Regions from separate parts of the Homo sapiens genome. Here regions 1 and 3 are each linked to region 2. Evidence: chromatin contacts called from ENCODE Hi-C or POLR2A ChIA-PET data. All regions are on one chromosome and are shown on one strand. Each heading gives the region's core, a stretch centred on a gene start or an enhancer-like site at or near the end of the contact. The rest is flanking DNA. Distances are from core to core; before and after follow the strand shown. Region 1 overlaps LRMDA (leucine rich melanocyte differentiation associated). Region 2 overlaps LRMDA (leucine rich melanocyte differentiation associated). Region 3 overlaps LRMDA (leucine rich melanocyte differentiation associated).

Evidence for each region. A loop is a pair of places that touch in the nucleus more often than their neighbours do. ChIA-PET counts read pairs that join two places held with the same protein, here RNA polymerase II (POLR2A). Pooled maps may share reads with other maps.
Region 1: a map of PC-3 shows a loop between it and region 2 (18-fold over the local background). The contact joins two enhancer-like sites. A Hi-C loop is called at or near these places in 4 of 168 maps with a recorded cell type or tissue (PC-3, ascending aorta, mammary epithelial cell and 1 more) and 10 of 50 pooled maps.
Region 3: a loop to region 2 is called in a map with no recorded cell type, with 2.6 times the contacts of the local background. The contact joins two enhancer-like sites. A Hi-C loop is called at or near these places in 1 of 168 maps with a recorded cell type or tissue (PC-3), 2 of 37 single-sample maps with no recorded cell type and 2 of 50 pooled maps. POLR2A ChIA-PET finds 5 or more read pairs at or near these places in 1 of 52 experiments (HepG2).

Annotation. Positions count from the first base shown.
Region 1 is chr10:75,651,645-75,655,287 of GRCh38, reverse strand. The region is part of intron 2 of LRMDA (leucine rich melanocyte differentiation associated); the gene reads right to left. Among named protein-coding and RNA genes, the nearest start is that of MIR606, 100 kb to the right of the region's middle. Within about 2 kb of position 1,412, at least 2 of the 41 ENCODE cell types and tissues checked have a DNase peak (open chromatin) inside an H3K27ac peak, as active enhancers do.
Region 2 is chr10:76,031,119-76,035,164 of GRCh38, reverse strand. The region is part of intron 2 of LRMDA (leucine rich melanocyte differentiation associated); the gene reads right to left. Among named protein-coding and RNA genes, the nearest start is that of MIR606, 480 kb to the right of the region's middle. RefSeq lists an enhancer at 1-1,020. Within about 2 kb of position 1,449, at least 5 of the 41 ENCODE cell types and tissues checked have a DNase peak (open chromatin) inside an H3K27ac peak, as active enhancers do.
Region 3 is chr10:75,631,473-75,635,324 of GRCh38, reverse strand. All of the region lies in intron 2 of LRMDA (leucine rich melanocyte differentiation associated), which reads right to left. Among named protein-coding and RNA genes, the nearest start is that of MIR606, 81 kb to the right of the region's middle. Within about 2 kb of position 2,384, at least 2 of the 41 ENCODE cell types and tissues checked have a DNase peak (open chromatin) inside an H3K27ac peak, as active enhancers do.

The DNA.
Region 1 (3,643 bases), core at 163-2,662, 380 kb after region 2:
TGGTGATAAAATGAATAGGCTGTTTGCTCTCCATACTGATACACCCAATTTCAGACTGTCAAAGTGCTTTTAGTTATAATAGGAAATGTACAAAGTTAGCTTTGCTTGTTTTGACAACCACAAAAAGGATTTATCAGTTACATGTACCCGTTAAAATGTCGAGGTTCTCAAAGTAAAAATGGATTATAGCCAAATCCTAATATTATTAATGTTTTCATGATAACAAACACACATAACTTTTCAGACAATTCTCCTCGCTGCCTCCGTGGGGAAGAGTTTTGGAAATCCAGTCCGCTTGCCAGAAATTTCTGTTATTTTTATGCAATAAGTCAAAAGAAGTCCATAAAAACTAGAGCAAAGTTAATTTTTTTCTGTTTCGCTTCCAAAAGTGTCACATGATTGTGATTTCAAATCCTTGAGCTGTAAGGATTTCTTTTCATTGTCTTCTGTTGTCTTCTCAAAGACATGCTTTTCTCATTCTTGCTTTCATTGCTTCAAATATATGAAACTCCCACCATTTTCTCTGAAAGCTCCTACAAAGGCATTGTCAGATTTCTAATTCTGTCAAACTTTCTTTTAAGTTGCATTACTGTGCGGTGATGCTGGTGTTCACATCTGTGTATGACTGTGGTTTGGTTTTACTTCTTGTGCTAAACTTACCCTAAGACAAACAAACTGGCAAATCTTCATGCCAGGAAATATTTCTAGAATAAAGAGAAGGAGAGGGGAGAGGACAAGAGCCAAACAATGAAATACTCCAGGTATTAAGGAAAAGGGAAATGACTCAGAACTTCCCAATTATAGAGTTGAAAGCTAAATCTGGTGGCCTCCATCCTCCCATTTGTATTGAAGCTCCATGAGTAAAATTCAACTAGTAAATTTAATATACTCCTGGGTAAGAACTGTTGGTGGCTCCCATTCAACTTATATAAACTGAGTAGATTGATGAGCATTATCTTAGTCACCCTCTAAGACAACCTTGTAAAGATGTAATGTCTCCAATGTACAAGTAAGGCTCAGAGACATTAAGACACCTACCCACAGTCATACAGCCAGTAAGTGATAGAGCCAAGAACTGGACCTTTCAACCACCTCTTGCTGAAATGATCTAATTCCAGATTAAAATTACTATATCACCAAAGGAAAAATCTTTCAACCAAAGATCTGCTTTCCAGCTTCACATTAGCCCATCCCTCCGCCAAAGAAGACAACACATTAGGGGCAGTGCCTGATCACGAGGGGCAGTGCGCTGACTATGGGTGTGACTTCCGGCACTGGGGACCAAATGTCCACATAGAGGCCAACCCGGGGACTTTACTAAACAAATGCTGGACAACTACAAATTTCTTAGCAGACGTAGAGAAGGCTGAGTCAGAGAGACGTGGAAAAAGGGTATACCTAGCAGGCAACAAAAATGAAAGGAATGCCGATGACATTTTTTTGAAAACAATGTCCTGTGAAACTGATGTACAAACACAGGTTATTGGGCTCAAGTTTCAAGGAGTGCATTTTCACACACAAGTATAAGATCATACTTAGAGTTATAAACTAAAACTAAAGAAAAATCTCTTGAAAAGATTAGCAATATAAGTGTTTGTGATTGAAGTTATGTCTAGATGGCTCTTTAGCGAAGCATACGTACATGTGTATGTTACACAGCACATGCAAGGGCAACCCACAGGCACTCTCCCAAGACTGTCCAGAAAATTATATTTTCATTATTACAGTATATTGTATTCAACTGGATATTTACATTGTTACCCTGCAACTCTCTCTCACTCCCCACTGCTTTGGGGAAGGGGCAAATTTAATTAATTTCAAATTAGATTTAGAGTCCTCCTTTATCAGACTTGAATACACCTCTACCTAAACAAGAAGGGGACAGGAACTGAAAATTTTGACTTTTCCTTCAAGAGACCAGACCCTCACCCATCACCTCGAAGTGACAATTAGCAGTTTCTGCAGCACATTATATGAGAACTAACAAGGCAAAGGAATTGAGGGCAGGTTTTTCTCTTCACGATCCTGTCTGAAGCTTAAAAGAAAGCCTGAACACTAAAGAATTCTGAATCCATGTCAGCTCAATAGAGGGCTAAGTCTTTTATCTTCACCTGGAATAGGAATGAAAGAAGAAAAACCCAACAGTTCATTCACTTCCCCAAAAATATTCTCTGCTTCAGTCTTAGAGAGCTTGGAGTCCATTAAAGCCAGAGTGGGTCTCAGAAATCACCTAATGTGACCACCTTATTTTAAAGGGGAGCAAACCTGAGCCCAAAGAAGTCAAGCAACTTGCCCAAGCAGAGAGAGTGTTCAGAATCAACATCTCTGGCCTTTAGTCACCACTTCTCTAGCAGAGGAGGGAAATAAAAGTATGAGCTTTACTCCAAGTGGTAAGAACTTTTGCCCAAATTTTTTTTCCAAGTGCTTGCAAAATTCTATATCAACATATGAATTATGTTTAAACTAGAAACAGGCATTAATGGGCTCAGAAAGAAGTGATCAAAGGGGACCCTATTTTCACAGAATGCTTCCTGGACAGATAGAAGAAACACACACACACATCCCCCAGAATACATGTCTGATAGACCCAGATATGGCATCTCCCACTGACTCCCTCAAAGGAACTCACCGGAAGACACTGCAGCCGAGGACAGTGGACTGTACATTTTATGAGAAAGTCAGTTCTAGACCCAAAGATTAAAACAAAGTACAGGCAGCTCAAAACCCAAGAGGGAAAGCTTAATGCTTCACAGAACTATTCACAGACAAGTTTAAAGAAGAAGCAGTTTATCAGACAAAATAGTTCTGCAAAGCACTGTGATATAGTCAGAAAAACAGCTAGTTCCCAACTAAGTTTATCTGCCCTGACAGCTTCTGTCTTGGCCTGGCAGAGGCTGAGTGTCTACACAGTGAACATAAAGATAACCTACAATGGCTACACATCCCCATCCATTTGCCAAAGGTCACTAAGGATTGAGCATTTTGCTTCAGTGCCTCCACTAATCCAAAGACATGCCAATCTGCTTACTGTTACACAACGTCAGGAGGTTTGGATTTTACTTATCGAGGGATGTCGGACTTGCTTTGTCAGAACTTGGTGGCTATTAGCACAAGGCTGAGTGCCCATGGCTGCAATGAATTTTTTAAAATTATCTGGTTTTAGGATGCCCAGGAAAGAGGACCTGACTAACAAGATGGTGGTAACTATTGTTGGACAACATTTCGCTTTGAGAACATAAAAGCCAAATGGTGAAGCAATGAGAAATTAAATTCATGGCCTGGAAAACAAGCCAAGATTTTAAAATGTCATGTTGATACAGTAGGTGCTCTTGAGAGTGGGGTAGAAAAGATGTCAGGAACTGGATTGATTGCATTTTCATAGCAATACTGTGTGATGGAAGTGGAGAAGTGTCAAGTCTATTGGTACCCTTAAGTGCTTTAGGGGCTCATACCATATCTTTCATCAAAACCCTATACAATGTAAAAAACCCACCATCATATAGCTCAATGTGCTCAGTCACCAAGGCCTACAAAAGACTCTTCCCATAAAAGCCTAAGCAAGATTGGCTGGGTCCTTATGCCTTCCTTTTGGGCCACCGGGAGGTGCTGTTAACAGCAGCATGGCTCTCAACTGACAGATAAC
Region 2 (4,046 bases), core at 200-2,699:
GTTGAGGCAGTAAATAAAAAGGCAACAGAAAGAATTAAGTACCCGGCTCCAGGAAAAAAAAAAAAAAACAGCAGAAAGGGAAAAATAGCCTTGCTTATACACATCGCTGAAAGTTAACTCTTAATTTTATGGGCTCTCATGAGTGTTGGGGGTGGAGGTGACACGAGGTAGTTGTGCACAAGTGCTTGCCTGGGCGCACACAGACATTAATTAAAGCAAGCCGGCCGGCAGAGGGGCTTACACAGAGACACAGACTCCCAGCTCGTTCACCTGCCAGACCCAGGAGATGTGCTGAGCCTGCACCGGCTGACAGCTGAGCTACGATGTGGACGGGAGGGAGACACGTAGGGGATGCCGGGCTATTCTATAAAATGTGACAAATCAGGGAGATGTCGTCCACACTATTTATTCATTTACTGATAGTGCTTCCATTACAGCCCCGTGTGCTTGCGTGTGCAATGTCTGCACATCTGCTGTGAGTGTGAACTTCAGCACCAGATCTTTCCCAAGGCATCCATAGCTCCCTTGTGGGATCGCTGCCAAGAGGACTCCAAAATAGGGAGTCAATACTTACGAGGTATAAAAATGTGTTGTAAGTAATTAAATCTGTAGATACCACTGGGCCCAGAGCTCTGCCGGCATGTTCCATTCCTGCCAGACCTCGGGGTGGTCCCACTCAGGACTCGACTCCCAGAGCACGCCTGCTCCTCCAACCAACACTGCCAGCCCCACCGAGGGGGGACACATTTTGGAGTAGGGGTCCAGAGGTCATCGTGTTTCATTTCCTCCTCCTTTCTCTTTTTCCTCTTGGTTCCGAGAGGCAAAACACAACTTGTGAGGATAAATGCTTGAAGGGCTGGATATCCCATTTATCCTGATGTGATGATTACACATTGCCTGCCTGTATCAAAATATGTCATGTGACCCATAAATATCTACACCTCTTATGTACCCACAAAAAATACAAACAAAAAAAAAATTTAAAAACCCACAATGTACGCACATCTAGGCAGGAAGGTTTGGGACTTTGCCTCCGCTCCTCTATTTCCTGTTGTGTGAATTTGGGCCTGTCAATAGCCCATCTGAACTCTCCTGTTCTGTGTTCCTTCCAGCTCATAGGATCTTGTCGAGAATAAGTGAAGGACGGCTAACTGGTTACTAGCATACGCTGTTTTTTTTTTCTTTTCCTTCCTCCTTTTATTCACTGTTTTGTTTCCAGACGCCCTGACCCTGGGGGTGTGTTTGGAATGCAGGGGACGGGCCCATGAACAAACCCACAGAGGAGGCGTGCAGCAAGTCAGGCTTGTGCAGGGGACTTTCGGGCTCTTCTGAAGTCCCTTCCTCCACTAGGGGTTAGGGAGTGATGTGCCAAAAGGCTTCTCAGGACTGGGCCCGTTTACCACTAGGGGAGGTGAGGCCACTTCCCCTTAGGGAGCCTTACGGGTGGTTAATAATTCCTTTGTGCACAAACATCAGTTGGACTCCGCTCAAAGGCAGCATCCAAATACACATTGTTCCTGAGTTACGTTATGCAAATATTAGATTCTTCTGATGAGAATCAGCAAATGGTTGGCAACTGGCAAGCAGAAGAAAGCTCCTTTCCAAGAGTGCTCCAGGGAGGCATAAAGCAAAACGACACAGCATGAAGATGGGGAGAGCCCAGGAGCACCAAGGAAGCGCCCACCTCCATCCAGCCAGCCTTTCTTCCCCTCAGGGTGGGCTATGGGGCAGAAATCCACGCCAGAGTGAGACTTCCCAGAAGAGCTGGTAAGATCAGTCTCAAATCCCCTGTCACCTGTCTGGTTTTGAGACTCTTTTTGCTATGTGACGTTATTAGCTGCTCAGTAAAAAGAGAACCATATTACATGGGTGATTGCTAATGAATAAATCCTTGTTTTCATGTTATCAGTGTGGTGTGCTCCTGGGGATTTAATCATCTAGATCCAGAGCTGAGGGCTGGGGCACAGAAGTCAGGGGGCAGAGAGCATAGTAAATGGGAGTACTGGGGAAGATAGGTTTTGGGGGTCCCAGCTGACACGTGGACGACAATACACATACACCTAGAATGAGGTGGCTTTACCCTTTATTTATTTTTTTTTTACTGTTATTTTTACTGCTGTTTTCTAGGGAGGAATAGGAGAAAAAATATGTGTGTAGATCTTTGAGTTCATTCCCCTATATGCCAGGTGCCTGCAAATATGTGCTGTTAAATAAAATGACAATTTGTCTGCTATCACCTTGTGTATGGACAGCAAAATGCACCCCAAAACCAGATCCCCGGTGGAGACGCCAACTGTCAGTCCAGCATCACTCACCAGCTTCCTGGAGTAGTGCGATGTCTGAGGTATGGGCTGGGGGCTGATAGGAGAGAGCAAGGTTCACCCAGGACCTAGGCACAGCCAGCTGGAGGGAGATCATCCAGGCCTGGATTGTTCTGGAAACCTAATCAGCACCCCTGGAACTCCCTGCAGGCTGCCTGCCTCCCCCTCCACCAGCAGCAACGCAGCCAGGATCTCACACACAGGTACCATCCTCTTACCTCCTTCCCTCGTTCCCAGGGCTCTGCCTGGGCTCCCCCAGGAGCTGCAGCGGCTGCTGGGAGCATCCCAGTGCCTTTTCCAAAGTCACATCAAAATGACAAAACATCACAACGCATTGGGCTCCAGTGGATTCAAACGGAGAGAACTTTTAAGTTTCCACTGTAATTAACCCTATCCTCGTTAAGATAATTATGATCAAGCTTCCTGTCAGAGTTAATATCCCAACATCATCGCCTGTGGCTCACACTCTGCCCTCATTAGCTTATGAAAACAGCAGCGCCGAACAGGCGTGCAGCCCTGCCCAGGCCAGGCCAGTGGCTGGCATGGGGGGGCCATGGGTAGGGGGCCAGGGGCCCCACAGAAGGGCCGCCCCTTGAGGCCCAGTCCCTTCTGCTCCTGGGTGGGCACAAATCAGTGACCTTCATCCTTTCCCTGCAAATGAGCCACTCACCAGAATGGAGGGGAAGAGCCAGGGCCCGGGCCCAGGTAGGGCTGGCAGCCTTGGGCAGGAGCCTCTAATTTGTAGCCATTCCTCCCTGCCCCTTGCCCAGCCAAAAACCAGCCAGAACATTGTACCATAAAAACCACCAGAGGATACTTCCAGAACCCCTGGATCAATCCTTGGATCTAGGCTGTGCTAAGAATTCGATCTCTCCTCCCTCAGCTCCAGCCTATACCAGGGGTGACAGAGCTGCACCAACATGAGATGGGCAGCGAACATGGGGAATAGCTGACCACAGACCCTAAAACAAAAGCATCTGTCTCTTTGGGACTATATTTGGCCCCAAATCCAGGAGCAAAGGCTGGGATGTTCTCAAACCAATCAAGAAAGCAAGATCTCCACAAAGATCTTTACCTACTTCCTCGACTCTAAATATCCCTGCCCATATTTTTAATTGAGAAAATGGTGTGGCCATGGAAGTTCTAAAGGGCCTAACCTGGGTCTGATGTCTACTACCCTGGCTAGGCCCCCAGACCTGCAAGGGCTGGCTGCTGCCTGTTCTGTATGGATCTCTCTGATGATTTCTGTCTGCCCAGGCCCCTCTAAGAGGGGATCTCCATGCAGCCTCCATACTCCTAGAAAGCTGTTAAGTGTACAGTGAGGGCTCGGTACTGCCTCATCCACTGAGCACTGTTCAGCCAAAACCTGGGAGTGTCTAAGAAAAAAACGGCCAATAAATCCAAGCATGGGACAGACAGCAGGACCAGCACACTGGCCAGTGGCAAGGAGGGCAGCCTCTAGACTCGTATTCTTTCAGAGGCCAGAATGCCTCCTCATGGTTTCCCTGGGGCCATGTGGCTAAGATCAGGAAAGAGTAACATTCAGCAAGTCTGCATGGGTATACCAGTTCTCATTATTAAAATATTTAAATACTTCCTTCAGTAGGTAAATAATTGCAGCTCTGAGTGCCCTTCCTGCTACCCTGGCCATTCCTTGGCACCCCCAGACCTCTTCATAATCCAGAAACTAGGAGGCCAATGCCCACTACAGCCCAGGGCTACCAT
Region 3 (3,852 bases), core at 1,135-3,634, 400 kb after region 2:
CACAATTCTCGGGGCTCTAGTCCACCCTGGCCTGAAGGTGGCTCATTAAAAACTTAAATAATAGTAACTGCTGGCAAAGAGTTCCTTAAAGACAGCTGAGGTCCAGCCTGTCATTTATCAATTACTGATTTACGAACTCAAAACACAAATGTAGTGCAAAGGTCATCAGAGCCTGCATTCCCTTGTTCCCATTTCCTGGAAACTGCCCCAAACAGGTCCCAATTTCCTAGGCACCCAGAGCAAAGCAAAGCAGCAATTTCTCACATTTCTCTTAAAAAAGTGTCAAGGAATTTCATGGACCCTTAAGAGATGGGAAGACTACCTTTTCATGGGATTTCAACTTGATAAATTTGGACTATTTGGGAATATGGTTGTTTTCATCCTTTTTTCATCTTCTTTCACCTTTTCAGTAATGTTTTATAGTTTTCCTCATATAAATCCCCCATTCTTTCTTCTGAATTTGTAGGTATTTGTTGTTAGTGTTAATTGGAAATGAGACATATCCACCCCTCCCCTCCATTTTTGTTTGCTATATGAATTTTTCTATATTTTAACTACTTTATATAACTCTAATTGATTTAATAGTTTTTGAGTTGATTTGATTGGATTTTCCAGATTAGCAATGAGTTCACTCAAAAATAATGATATGTTTATCTCCTCCTTTTCATTCCTTATACCTCTGTTTTCAATTTCTTATCTTACTGCATTAGCTGAGGCAGGGATTGCAAGCTCAAATGCCCACTGGGGCGGGCAGGTAACATACAGAGTGAATTGAGCCAGGTGAGGACTGGTCACCTGGGGAATGCCACTCTGTGTCTATAGGCAGCAGCTGCCACTCTGTTCTGAGGTTACCCTCAGGAGAAAGAGTTCATTTTCCCAGATCTTCAAAAGAAGTCAGAGATAAGGATTTTGGGGGGAGGCAGGTGAAACCTCCAGTTCATTAAAGGTTAGCAACTAATTTTTAAAAATTGTAAACTTAGGGCAGGAGAAAATAGAATGCTTAATGGTCAGATTCATCACAAAAGGCACCAATAAACTCTAGGCAAGATCTTCCAAAATTAAGAAAGTACTGAATTTAAATCATAATGGACATGGCCACCCTTATCTCCACCCTGACTTTCTCTAATATAGGGCCACAAAAGAAGATGTCTGCTTTTGATTTGAGGTAAAGAGTCTGTATCGTGTTAAGTCTCCAGTGCTAGTTTACCGGGATATTTTATCAGAAATGAATTTTGAATTCCCTTAAGATAATTTGGTTTTCTCCTTTGACCCTAAGAGATTGTTTATATTAATAAATTTCCTAAGATCAGAAAGTTAGAATGAATGCTTAAAACAGCACACTGTGGGTGAAGCCACTATAATGTGTGCTTCCAAATAAAACACGTAAATAGATATTCCTTAATTTTTTAACTCTTTGGTTTTATTTTATTGACTAAACACTTGGTTCTGACTTGCTTTCTCACCCATATTCCAACAACTTATTCTAGTCTACTGTAATCCCAGTTATAAAACTGTCACTGACATCATCTGTTGCAAAAAAATTATTTACAACTGGATCCATCATCAACTCAGTCTACACTACCAGCTTTGAATTCCAAAGCAATTCCACACCACAATCCACATCTGTATTCTCAAATCCACTTTGATACAGTTTCCCAAGTCCACTTTGATACAGTTACCTCTTTAGAAAGATATTAGAATGACAAATTTTCTGGAAACAGGTTTTCTTCGGGGCTGGGGCTGGAAGGACATTAAATTAAAAAGATGGACCTGGCTTAAGACAGAAAAGACATTCAGTGCATGAATGTAAAAACATCACTAAACTTGACTTACAAAATTGTTAATTATGTATTTGACAGTGAATTATCACAAACAGCTGGGACTAAAGAATACAAACCCACACAGGGAGTGGAGAAAAGTACACTCAAATTCATACAAACACTATCAAAGAGGATGTTTAAACTCAGCTTCTGCAGTAACAACGTCTTCACTTACACAATGGGTTACTCACTGCCACCAAAATTCACAAACCAACTATTCCCAGGTTTCTAAGTGCAGGCTCTAAATTGGACATTCTTCTCCCCATTTAGAAAGTTACGCCATAAGGTTTGTGGCCACTAGAGAGAAAGAACCAGGCCAGGATCTAAAAGAATGTGCGCACAAAGGCTGTGAAAAGAAAAGCCGTCACTTTGCGAAGTTTGGTCTTAATTTTTTTCCAGACTATATGTAAATACTCTCAATGCCTTGGGAGACAGCTCCAGAGAAGTTTCCTGAGCCTGACATCCCATCTCCTCTCAAACACACGCTCAAGCCCTCCCCACATCTTCTGCCAGGAGTCTGCTCCCCTGGGACCCCCTCCCTTAACCCACAGGGAGGAGCCACTGTCAGAAACACTTGCATGGAGTTGTCGAGAAAATCCTTACAGCAAAGTCAATGACAAGGCAAAAGCCCAGACCAGACATCTTGGGGCAGACGTGGCTGCCTGGCTCTGAACACTGGGGGAAAGACTCTTGGCAAAAAAAAAAAAAAAAAAAAAAAAAAACTAAACTAAACTAAACAAAAAAACTAACCTCACTCTTTAGGGACATGTTCAGCCTTTCTGCATCAGAAAAGACACAGGCTCTCCCTACACTTGATACAAAGTCAGCATGGTTCCCTCTCCACAAGGCACATATCAGGGAAAAAAAGAAAATCTGATCTTTTTTTTAATCCCCAGCACATTTTAGCATATAACTCAGGTGAGAGTCTGAGAGTTGCAAGCTTAGATAAAATATTAAAATATTTCTCTAAACGCTAAACTTTCTAATAAGTCTGAGAGTTTATTAGGAAAGCCATCCCTGATACTCAATCTTGGCTAACTTAAGATGGTAAATTTCAAAGTCCAAAGGTTAGAGCCTTCAAGGAAAAAAAGAAAAAAGAGATAACACAACACTCTTTTCTTTTTAGATGGGATGATGAGACATCCTCGTCTGCCTCCAAGTATTTTTAGAAAATGCTGAGAACAACCAGATTGTAATTTAAGCCTCTCTGAAAAGTAAGGACCTCCAATGGACAGCCCAATACCTTTCCCTAATCATCTTTCCAAAGATTTCCACATCATAGACAAAAGTTTAAGAGGCTGATATCCCTCTGACTCTATCTCAAATTCTCTCTGTGGAAAGGCACTAGAGTAACCAAGCTCCCAGGGGATGGTACCAAGCTGACTCTTCTCTGGGATGCTGTCTGCTATGCAATGTAGAAGAGCAGAAGTATAAAGGTTGCCAGAAGCACAGCCAACGTCTGGGAATATTAGGAGCCAACAAAATAATAGGGAAAGGATCCATACAAGGACAGAACACATTATGGCATCCAACACTGATTTTAAAAATAACCAAACAAACAAAATCATCATCCCAGGCAGCCTAAGAGCAATGTGTCCAGATGCCAGAATAAGGGAATCAATTTAGGGCGGGTCAATGGAAACAGCTTTACCCTCCAGAAGACCATGGCGAAAACCACATCAATGCCAGTCATAGGAGATCACTCTATTTTGAAAAATATAAAACTGTTTCATTGCAAATCTATGGAAACAATGTCACAGGGGCCAAGAGCTGTCACTTCGAGTCAAAGAAGGCCCACTTCACTGTGGCGCTGATGGCCAGTGATGTCAAGGCGAATTACACCCCGACTCACCAAGAGAGAAATCAAAGTCAGGAGAGGAACATTCAGCTGGAGACACACCCACAGGAGTTTGGAAAGCAACACTCCGTCCAAGCTGTGCTAATCCATCACAGGCTCACACAAAGGACGTGAGGGTATTTCCCCCCCATCAAAAATGGAAAGGACCAATAATAAGATCACACTAAGGGAGAT